Regions from separate parts of the Homo sapiens genome. Here region 1 is linked to region 2. A link is a loop called in an ENCODE intact Hi-C map of the cell type or tissue named here. Cell type or tissue: PC-3. All regions are shown on one strand. Region 1 overlaps PDE4D (phosphodiesterase 4D). Region 2 overlaps PDE4D (phosphodiesterase 4D).

What was found. A loop is a pair of places that touch in the nucleus more often than their neighbours do. Peaks named below come from ENCODE experiments on the same cell type or tissue, not always from the same donor. Only the 100,000 strongest peaks of a DNase experiment are listed, where the experiment ranks them.
Region 1: a loop joins it to region 2, with 7 times the contacts of the local background. A loop is called at or near these places in 1 of 110 quality-filtered maps.

The regions. Positions count from the first base shown.
Region 1 is chr5:59,244,851-59,249,850 of GRCh38, reverse strand. The region is part of intron 1 of PDE4D (phosphodiesterase 4D); the gene reads left to right. Among named protein-coding and RNA genes, the nearest start is that of PDE4D-AS1, 210 kb to the right of the region's middle. In PC-3, no CTCF peak of the experiment used is centred here; no DNase peak of the experiment used is centred here; H3K27ac peaks cover 1,253 bases.
Region 2 is chr5:59,299,965-59,304,964 of GRCh38, reverse strand. All of the region lies in intron 1 of PDE4D (phosphodiesterase 4D), which reads left to right. Among named protein-coding and RNA genes, the nearest start is that of PDE4D-AS1, 260 kb to the right of the region's middle. In PC-3, no CTCF peak of the experiment used is centred here; no DNase peak of the experiment used is centred here; H3K27ac peaks cover 998 bases.

The DNA of each region.
Region 1 (5,000 bases), 55 kb after region 2:
ACACAATACGACACACGTATAGAAAAAATAAAAATACAAATATAAATTTCTCATAACCTCAACACACTCCCAAATAATCACTGCTAATTCTTAGTTATTTTCTTCTATTCTTTTTCCAAGCAAGTATGATACTAATAGCAATTACCTGGATTGTACAGTTTTAATTTCTTTTTTTAATTTAGCATTTTATCATGAGCATTTTTCCATATCACTTAACATTATTTCAAACATTACTTATATGGATACAAAATGTTTCACCCTAAAAAGATTTTGTAACTTATGTATTTGCCAATTATTGGATATTCAGGCTGTTTCTAGCTTTTCCCAATTATTAAAATTATCAGCAAGGAACATCTTTGAACTGAAACATTGGCTTATCTCTGAATATTTCCTTAGTAAAATAACTATGTCAAAGAATATGACTATTTTAAGACTATTAATATATGTTGCAAAAAATACTTCTCTAAAGGTTATACCAGGTTACACTCCAAGCCACACTGCTTGAGAGTTCTCATCTTACTGTGCTGCTGCAGGAAATGTTTTTCATTAAAAAAAATCTTTATCCACATATTAGGTTAAAGTGGTATTTCAGTGTTGTTTTACTTAACACTTTTGGACTACTGGTGTGAATAAAAATGGTTTTAATATTTTTATTAGCCATTTATCTTCTGTTAATTTTCTGTTTGTCTCTTCGCTTATTTTCTATTGGGGTTGCATAGTTTTTTACTTTTTGCAAGAGTTCTTTATGTATTAGATAGATGAACCTTCTCCAGCTCACATTTATTGTAATTATATATTCCAATTTTTAGTCCCCTTTTTACTTTTGTTCATGGTGTTTTATACAGTCAAATTTATTGATTTTTTTTCTTTTGTAACTTCTTTCTTTGCTTTAATAATTTGAGGGCTTTTATCTTAAGAGTAGATAAATGTTTAGCTACATTTTCCGTATTTGTGATTTTTTAACCTAGCTCTTAATCTGTTTGGAATTTATCTTAATATAAGGTAGGGATACAAGTTTATTTTTTCCCACTATACGTCTCAGGACCATTTGTTACATGTGCCCTACTTTGCTTATTGCTTTGTGTCACAGATAAAATTTTATGTATCATCTATCATGTGTAGACACCTCAGATATAAATTACATTTTACAAATAACATCTCAATAGAAACAAGTAGAAAAAAAAGAACTCTGGTGCAACCCATTGAGAGAAACATACTACATTACAACTATAACAATGATGTAACTAAATTTCTATTTGCCTTCTAAACCTTTTTATTGCTTGTAGCCATTTGCTAACTCCTGAAGAAACTTTTACCTTTTCTTGTCCCAGGGAGTTGATTATTTAATTACAGTAGCATAAGACAAAATGATAAGGATTGGAATCCGCAATGAGCCCTTTCACTGGGATGAAGCAGAGGCTGATGGGACTGGGTGGTAGGTGGGTAAGGTGGCAGATAGATGCAAGAGCAGGAACCACTCACCAGGCACTAGGAAAAGCTCCATCTAGCCAGGCATATTGGCAATAGTGTGCCCTGACTAGTCTTTGGGGGCAAAACATAACAGTCTCCTAAAAAGTGGCTCAGAACAGGTAATTCCTAGACATATGCCCAGGCGTGAACAGGACAACTTATTGAGGTATGGAAATAAAATCTTATATTTTTTCTTATCCGCTCACAAATTTTCTTTTTCTTGTATTTTGTAAAATAGATAATATTTTGACATAATAGTGCAAGAACATAACTTATTGAAAATAAATATACGTAATGGAGGTGCTTGCACTTTTTTTTTTTTTTTTTTTTTTTTTTTTACTAATAGATACGGTATCCAATAAAATTGGTAATCACTTGTCTGGATCATGTGACTTCAGGAAGCTCTATACACCAGCTTGCAGTTCATGGATGGGACAGGAAGAGAGTATCTTAAGCCTATGTTGGAAGGCCAGGTGGACTGGAGTCTCAGGGACGGAAGATAAGCACAGGGAATTAAAGCAGAAGCCAGTAGTAATCAGAGATAAGACGTATGTTCAAGTTAACTGCAGCAGGATGGTGTGGTGCTGGGCTCCTGAATCTGTTTCTGCCTAAAGTCATATCTGTAAAGATCAAGGAGGAGGAGCCAGAGCAGCAGGTGAGGTTCAAGTGATTAATAACACTGGAAAGGAGAACAGGTTGCAGAAACTATGGCTCAGGCTACCTATTCAGCCATTTTCATTTTTTGTAATGCAAGTGCCTATTACATAATCAAGGGTATCCTTAGTAACATATGAAGCCTACATTCTATTTCCATTTTTAAAAAGTTCACCAGTAAACAATTGTACAGCAAATTTTATCAATGTAAAAAGCCATTGTACTCTATCCAGTCAAACCATATTCACCTCTCCTAAAGTGCCCATTACGGAGGCTCTGGGAAATTGAAGTTGCCCTTAATCTTGAGTTACAATGGGCAGGGCCTCTTTTTTTCTCTAAATTTTACTCAATAAATGCAGGCTTCCTATGCATTAAATGGTGCCCACAAACATTGAAACTACTAGCTCACCTCCTGAAATTCAGCACTTTACTATGTGTCTTTCAATGTAAGAGCATTCACTAATTTAACAAGCATTACATAACATGTGTCATTAATGAGTTCAGTTAGCTAGGCCATGGAATAGATATTCCTGTAAATCAACTCCTTTACAGTTACTAACTGACTTAGTTTCATGGCAGAGGCATTTATTTCAATTAGACTGTGGTTCCTGTTGAGATAAAATGAGATCAACTATGTGACATGATTTTGAAAACCATATTATATTGGTGCATGAATGTATATGTGTGTGGGTGTAGGTAGTTTACAGACAGAATGTGTAACATAGGCATGTGGCTTGTAACTGAAACTTTTACAAAACCTAGTTCATTCTCATTCTATAAAAGTGTGTACACACATGTGCATATACACACACACACTGTGATAATGTATCTGTGTATTTGAGGGTTATAAATATTTAGTTGTAGAGTTCTGACAAAGTAGTAAAATAGTCTCACTTCATCTGGATAAAGATCACCATCTGGAACTATAAAAATTGCAATGATTCCAAATTGTTGAATAGTTGGATTGCATATTTACTTTTCAGTAGTATGTTGGCATGCATGTAGATCCAGCCTTCCTTTCAACAAAGAACAGTGGTGGAAGATTCCCTTAAATGGTTACTCTTTCCTCAATAAGAGCAACCATATAAAAATTATAGAACTATTAGTCATCATAGTTGAAAGTATCGCATAAGATTAACAGAGTCCCCATCTGGTGATATGTTTTTACATCAGATTTATTAAGATCAGAGCGGGTTTTAACTAGAGCAATGACACTGCTATTATTAAATAAGAGACGGAAGGCCTAATACATAATTGTCTATTTCTTTCTAGACATTTATGTGTTTTTATTAGGATAATGAATACAGAATTATCAACATCATGATCATAGTTTTTTTGGTTTTTAAGTAGTATCTGTAATGGCAAGCTCATTTTTATTTTATAACCTACCCACACACAGACCTACAGTGAAGCAAAACAGATGCTGAAATATGTTTGTTGCCATTGGCTTTGAAGAAACCTCAGAGAGGTTTGCCTCAGTATTTTAAAAGCAAAATGGTTGGTACCTTTCTGAATAGATGTCATTGTGTCCTTCAAACAAAGCTGACACTGTAGAAAAGAAATGGATTGCCTTGTCTTTTTACCAGTGAACATCTTCACCTGAACAAAACTCATCAGGAAAAATAAAGGATTTTCGAAGTGTAGTTGTTGTTTAAGCAGATACTAGTTATTCCATCCTTACAAATATTTTATATATAATATATACATTTATATATAATATTTATATGTATATTTCATCACACACCAACATCCACAGACACACACACACACTTGTTTGACTACTTCCTCTATTCCTTGAAACGCTTTTGAGAGACCTGAAATATCCTTGTATGGCAAGAGGGGAATGGAATCAAGCTGATTTTTCCATTTTTACAATGTGCCTGGGATTGTGCTTTGCAGTTTAGTGGCATTTTCTGATTCAACCTCACAGAGCCCTGCATGGTATAATATTGTCTACATTTAAGATGAGAAAAGCAAGATGTGGAGAGGCTAGGAAATCTTCCCAAAGGCACGAAGCTCCTGGCAGAACCAGGATTTGAGGCCAAGTATCAAGGTTACAGTACAGATAGACATACATACACTCAATTATAAGTAAAGTTTTTATGAGGCTGGGTTTGACAGCAACATGATAAGTAGAAGTTTTTGATTTGGTAAGATTTTTCGAAAACTCAGAGAGTTTATTGCCAAATTTATTTTTCTCCTAGAAACATTTTTGTTGTTGTTGTTGCTGGCATGGACAGTTATAAAAATAAATTAGAAGTAAACAGATAACAGTTTCCTGGCTGCCTTCATGTCTGTGAGCCTAACACGGCTCCCAGAAGGAAAAAATATGCCTCAAGGAGGCTTATATGATATTGCTTATTTAGGGAACCTTTGACCACTTATTTACAATATCCAGTTACAGCTGTGCTACTTTCCTTTTTGGGCAAAAGCACATATTCGCTTGACCATTATTTTGGAGGAAGCTGATATTGCCTGTCACTTCCAACATGTCCTTGTGTACCCTAGCTCATAATTGCAGCATTTAAGCTTGGAGCTCCCCTAACAACACAATTATTGCCAAATTTACCATCGTTGGGAACATTGGTGAGGCCTGCTTCAGAGGCCTCTTTGTCAGCAAGAAGCATGTTGCAGATATGCTTCACCTTGCATCATAAATGCATTTCTAAAAGTAGTTTCCTATTGAATTATTTTGTAATAACATGTTTTTCTAACTACAAAATAAACACATGTTCATTGTGGACAAATTGGGAACTTCAGAAAATTCCCAATAAATATTCCAATATTTATTAATATTTTATAAAATACACATAACCTGTCATTGCAGCTTCCAGGGATAGCCATCATTAAAACGTGTTGGTTTATTTCCTGAATAA
Region 2 (5,000 bases):
TTTTGACACTATTCCACAAGATAGAGAAAGAAGGAACCTTCCCTAATTCGTTCTATGAAGCCAGCATCACCCTAGTACCAAAACCAGGAAAGGACATAACCAAAAAAGAAAACTACAGATCAATATCCTTGATAAACATAGATGGTAAAATCCTTAACAAAATACTAGCTGACTGAATCCAACAACATATCAAAAAGATAATCCACCATGATCAAGTGGGTTTCATACCAGGGGTGCAGAGATGGTTTAATGTACACAAGTCAATAAATGTGATACACCACATAAACAGAATTAAAAACAAAAATTCCATGATCATCTCAATAGATGCAGAAAAAGCATTCAACAAAATCCAGCATCCCTTTATGATTAAAGCTCTCAGCAAAATCAGCATACAAGGGACATACATTAATGTAATAAAAACTATCTATGACAAACCCACAGCCAACGTAATACTGAATGGGGAAAAGTTGAAAGAATTCCCTCTGAGAACTGGAACAAGACAATGATGCCCACTCTCACCACTCTTCTTCAACATAGTAATGGAAGTCCTAGCAAGAGCAATCAGACAAGAGGGAGAAATAAAGGGCATCCAAATCGGTAAAGAGGAAGTCAAACTGTCACTGTTTGCTGATGATATGATTATTTACCTTGAAAACTCTAAGAACTCCTCCAGCAAGCTCCTAGAACTGATAAATGAATTCAAGAAAGTTTCTGGATACAAGATTAATGTACACAAATCAGTAGCTCTTCTATATACCAACAGTGACCAAGGGGAGAATCAAATCAAGAACTCAACCCATTTTACAATAGCTGTAAAAAAAATAAAATAAAATACTTAAGAATATACCTAACAAAGGAGTCGAGAGACTTCTACAAGGAAAACTACAAAACACTGCTGAAAGGAATCATAGACAATACAAACAAATGGGAACACATCCCGTGATCATGGATGGGTAGAATCAATATTGTGAAAATGCCCATACTGCCAAAAGCAACCTACAAATTCAACACAATCCCCATCAAAATAACACCATCATTCTTCACAGAATTAGAAAAAACAATTCTAAAACTCAGATGGAACCAAAAAAGAGCCTGCATAGCCAAAGCAAGACCAAGCAAAAAGTACAAATCTGGAGGCATCACACTACCTGATTTCAAATTATACTATAAGGCCATAGTCACCAAAATGGCATGGTACTGGTATAAAAATAGACATATAGACCAATGGAACAGAATAGAGAACCCGGAGATAAACCCAAATACTTACAGCCAACTGATCTTCAACAAAGCAAACAAAAACATAAAGTGGGGAAAAGGATAACCTTTTCAACAAATGGTGCTGAGATAATTGGCTAGCCACACATAGGAGAATGAAACTAGATCCTATCTCTCACCGTATACAAAAATCAACTCAAGATGGATTAAGGGCTTAAACCTAAGACGTGAAACTATGAAATTTTAGAAGATAACTTTGGAAAAACCCTTCTAGACATTGGCTTAGGCAAGGATTTCATGACCAAGAACCCAAAAGCAAATGCAATAAAAACAAAGATAAATAGCTGGGACCTCATTAAACTTTACGAGCTTTTGCAGGGCAAAAGGAACAGTCAGCAGAGTAAACAGACAACCCACAGAGTGGGAGAAAAATCTTCACAATCTATACCTCTGACAAAGGGTAGTATCCAGAATCTACAAGGACCCCAAACAAATCAGTAAGAAAAAAACAAACAATCCCATCAAAAAGTAGGCTAAGGGCATGAGTAGGCAATTCACAAAAGAAGATATACAAATGGCAAGCAAACATATGAAAAAATGCTCAACATCACTAATGATCAAGGAAATGCAAATCAAAAACACAAAATGTGATACCACCGTACTTCTGCAAGAATGGCCATAATAAAAAAATTTTAAAAAACAGTAGATGTTGGCATGGAAGGGGTGATCAGGAAACACTTCTACACTGCTGGTGGGAATGCAAACTAGTACAGCCATTATGGGAAACAGTGTGGGGATTCCTTAAAGAACTAAAAGTAGAACTACCACTTGATCCAGCAGTCCCACTACTAGGTATCTACCCAGAGGAAAAGAAGTCATTATTTGAAAAAGACACTTGTACACGTATGTTTATAGCAGCACAATTCACAATTGCAAAACTGTGGAACTAACCCAAATGTCCATCAGTCAATAAGTGGATAAAGAAACTGTGGTGTACAGATATATATACAATGAAATACTACACAGCTATGAAAAGGAATGAATTAACAGCATTTGCAGTGACCTGGATGAGATTGGAGACTATTATTCTAAGTGAAGTAACTCAGGAATAGAAAAGCAAACATCATATGTTCTCACTGATATGTGGGATCTAAGCTATGAGGACACAAAGATATAAGAATGATACAATGGACTTTGGGGACTTGGGGGGAAGAGTGGGAGGGGGGTGAGGGATAAAAGATTACAAATATGGTGCAGTGTATACTGCTTGGGTGATGGGTGCACCAAAATCTCACAAATCACCACTAAAGAACTTACTTATATAACTAAATATACCACCTGTACCCTAATAACTTATGGAAAAAAATTTTATAAAAAGTAATAGATTTAAGTCAGAAGTTTATTGAAGCAAAGTAAAGTACATTCGGAAGGGACCAAGTGGAAAATTTAAAAGATTGAGTGCCCCGCTTGATCATTGGTTCAAGGCTTTTATAGAGTTACTGTATCCTGATTCTTCCTGATCTCCTCCCCTCATCCTTCTTGGGGGAACTGTTGGCTAATCCTTGCATGCGCAGTAACTTGCTAATATCTGTCAGGGGCTGCATGTGCCGTTTGGTGGCTGAAGTTGTGTGTATGCTCTCCATGACAATTTTTCGTTACTGGTCTAGTGCCCCCAAAGGAAGGTCACATATCAGGCAAACTCTGACGTTTTGCCCCTTCTTGAGCATGCCTGGACATATCCCCGAAGGAAGGCCAAACTCCGCCATTTTGCCCCTTACTGCAGATGCCTGGTCATGTTTGCTTAGTTCCTGGGATCTTATGAGGAAGTTGTTGCTCATAAGCTCAAGATGTTTCCTGTTTGGGAGGAAATTTTCCCCTTCTTGGTGCCAGCCATGACCATCTGTCATTCCCAAGGAGGCCCCTGACAATTGCATGACAGTCACCTGACTGTTGCCTGACATTCCTTGGGGCACTCTCCTACCCTGCTCATATCTGCCTATCTGCCTAAGTAACATGAAGACATTTTAAACCTTCTCAGTGGTTCTCCCATTTCTTCTCTCTCTCTCTCCCCCACTTTCCCTTCAAACCACCTCAAAACTCCTTTCTATTTCTACTCAGCAAAATGGAGATTAAAACCTCACTAAAATGTGTCTTTGCCCACCCCTGCCTTCCCATTTCACAGCGCACTTCTTTCTTCAAACAGATTTAGATTTACAGAGGAAAAAAGGCAGAAATTCTCTTTACCGGCTTCAGACACTTAAAGAAAATCTGTCCTTTTCATCTCTACACGTTAAAATATTTGCTATAATAAGTGTAGATTCAAGAGCCATTTGGACATATCTGGCTTTTAAATAGTGTTGACTAATGACCAACTTAACTTAGATCTTTGAATCTATGTGTGGTGTTATGATATATATTAGTTTTCATCTGAGGTCTAGCTCATAACTCCCACAGCCCTTGTTACAGTCTTTTGTTATAATGTTGGGTGTGTTAGGCCTCAGGGGCAGGCCCCTGACCTTCTCCTTCTCTCCTTTCACCTGTTCCTGCCTTTCTGATTGTGGCTTTTAAGACCTTCCCCAGAGAGAGTACTGCCCTATACCCTGGGGGAAGGAATGCTGATGTCATGAAGCCTCCATAAAATCCCAGAAGGACAGGGTTCAGTGAGCTTCCACATAGCTGAACACTTGGACTTTCATGGAGGTTGGCACAGCCAGGTAAGGCATGGAAGCTCCACACCCCTTCCCCCATACCTCACCCTATATGCATCTCTTAATCGGTAACATTTGCAATATCCTTTATAATAAACTAGCAAACATAAGTAAGTGTTCCCCTGGGTTCTGTGAGCCACTCCAGCAAATTAATTGAACCCAAAGAGAGGATTATGAGTATGCCAACTTGGAGGTGGCCGGTTAGAAGCTCCAGAGGCCCACACTTGTGACTGGTGTGGTGGGGGGCAGTCTTGGGAACTGAACCTTCAACCGGTGGGATCTGACATTATCTCCAGGTAGACAGCGTTGGAACTGAATTACAGGACACCCAGCTAGTGTTGGCTGCTTGGTGTGGGGGGGAAACCTCACATGTTTGTTCGTAGAAGGCTTCATCTGTGTTGATGATTTTTGTGGTGTGAGAGTAGAGGAAAAATGCCATCAGGGAGAGTTTTCTCTACACCCTATAGCTCCTAGATGCTTTTTATTTAAGACATTCAAACCTTGTGAAAAACAAACAAACACAAAAATCTTTTTATTTAAGACGGTCAAACCTTGTTCAAAACAGCACAGACATTAACTCGGAATTTAGGATTTATTATTGATTAATTGACATTATCTTCAGTCTGTTCATATTATTAAGTGATATAAGTCAGGTACACACACACATGTATGGGGAGTGTGTGGGAGTGTCTGCATGAAGTATACTGTCAGAAAATATACTCATTTCAAAGAAACACTGATTTAGGCCCTGGCAAATAAGGAAACATTTCTATTTCTTCTAGAAATAACACATTCATTTGCCAACATCTGATCTATCCATATGACCTCTTAATACACACATGAAATAATAAAGTGTATTTTTCATTCATTTAATAAGCATGTGATTCACGTGACACTGTAAGCCTTTTTTTTTTTTTTTTTTTTTTTTTTGAGACAGACCCTTTTTCTGTCGCCCAGGCTGGAGTGCAGTGGTGTGATCTCTGCTCACTGCAACCTCCACCTCCTGAGTTCAAGCGATTCTCCTGCCTCAGCCTCCCAAGTAGCCGGGACTACAGGCACGGGACACCACGCCTGGCT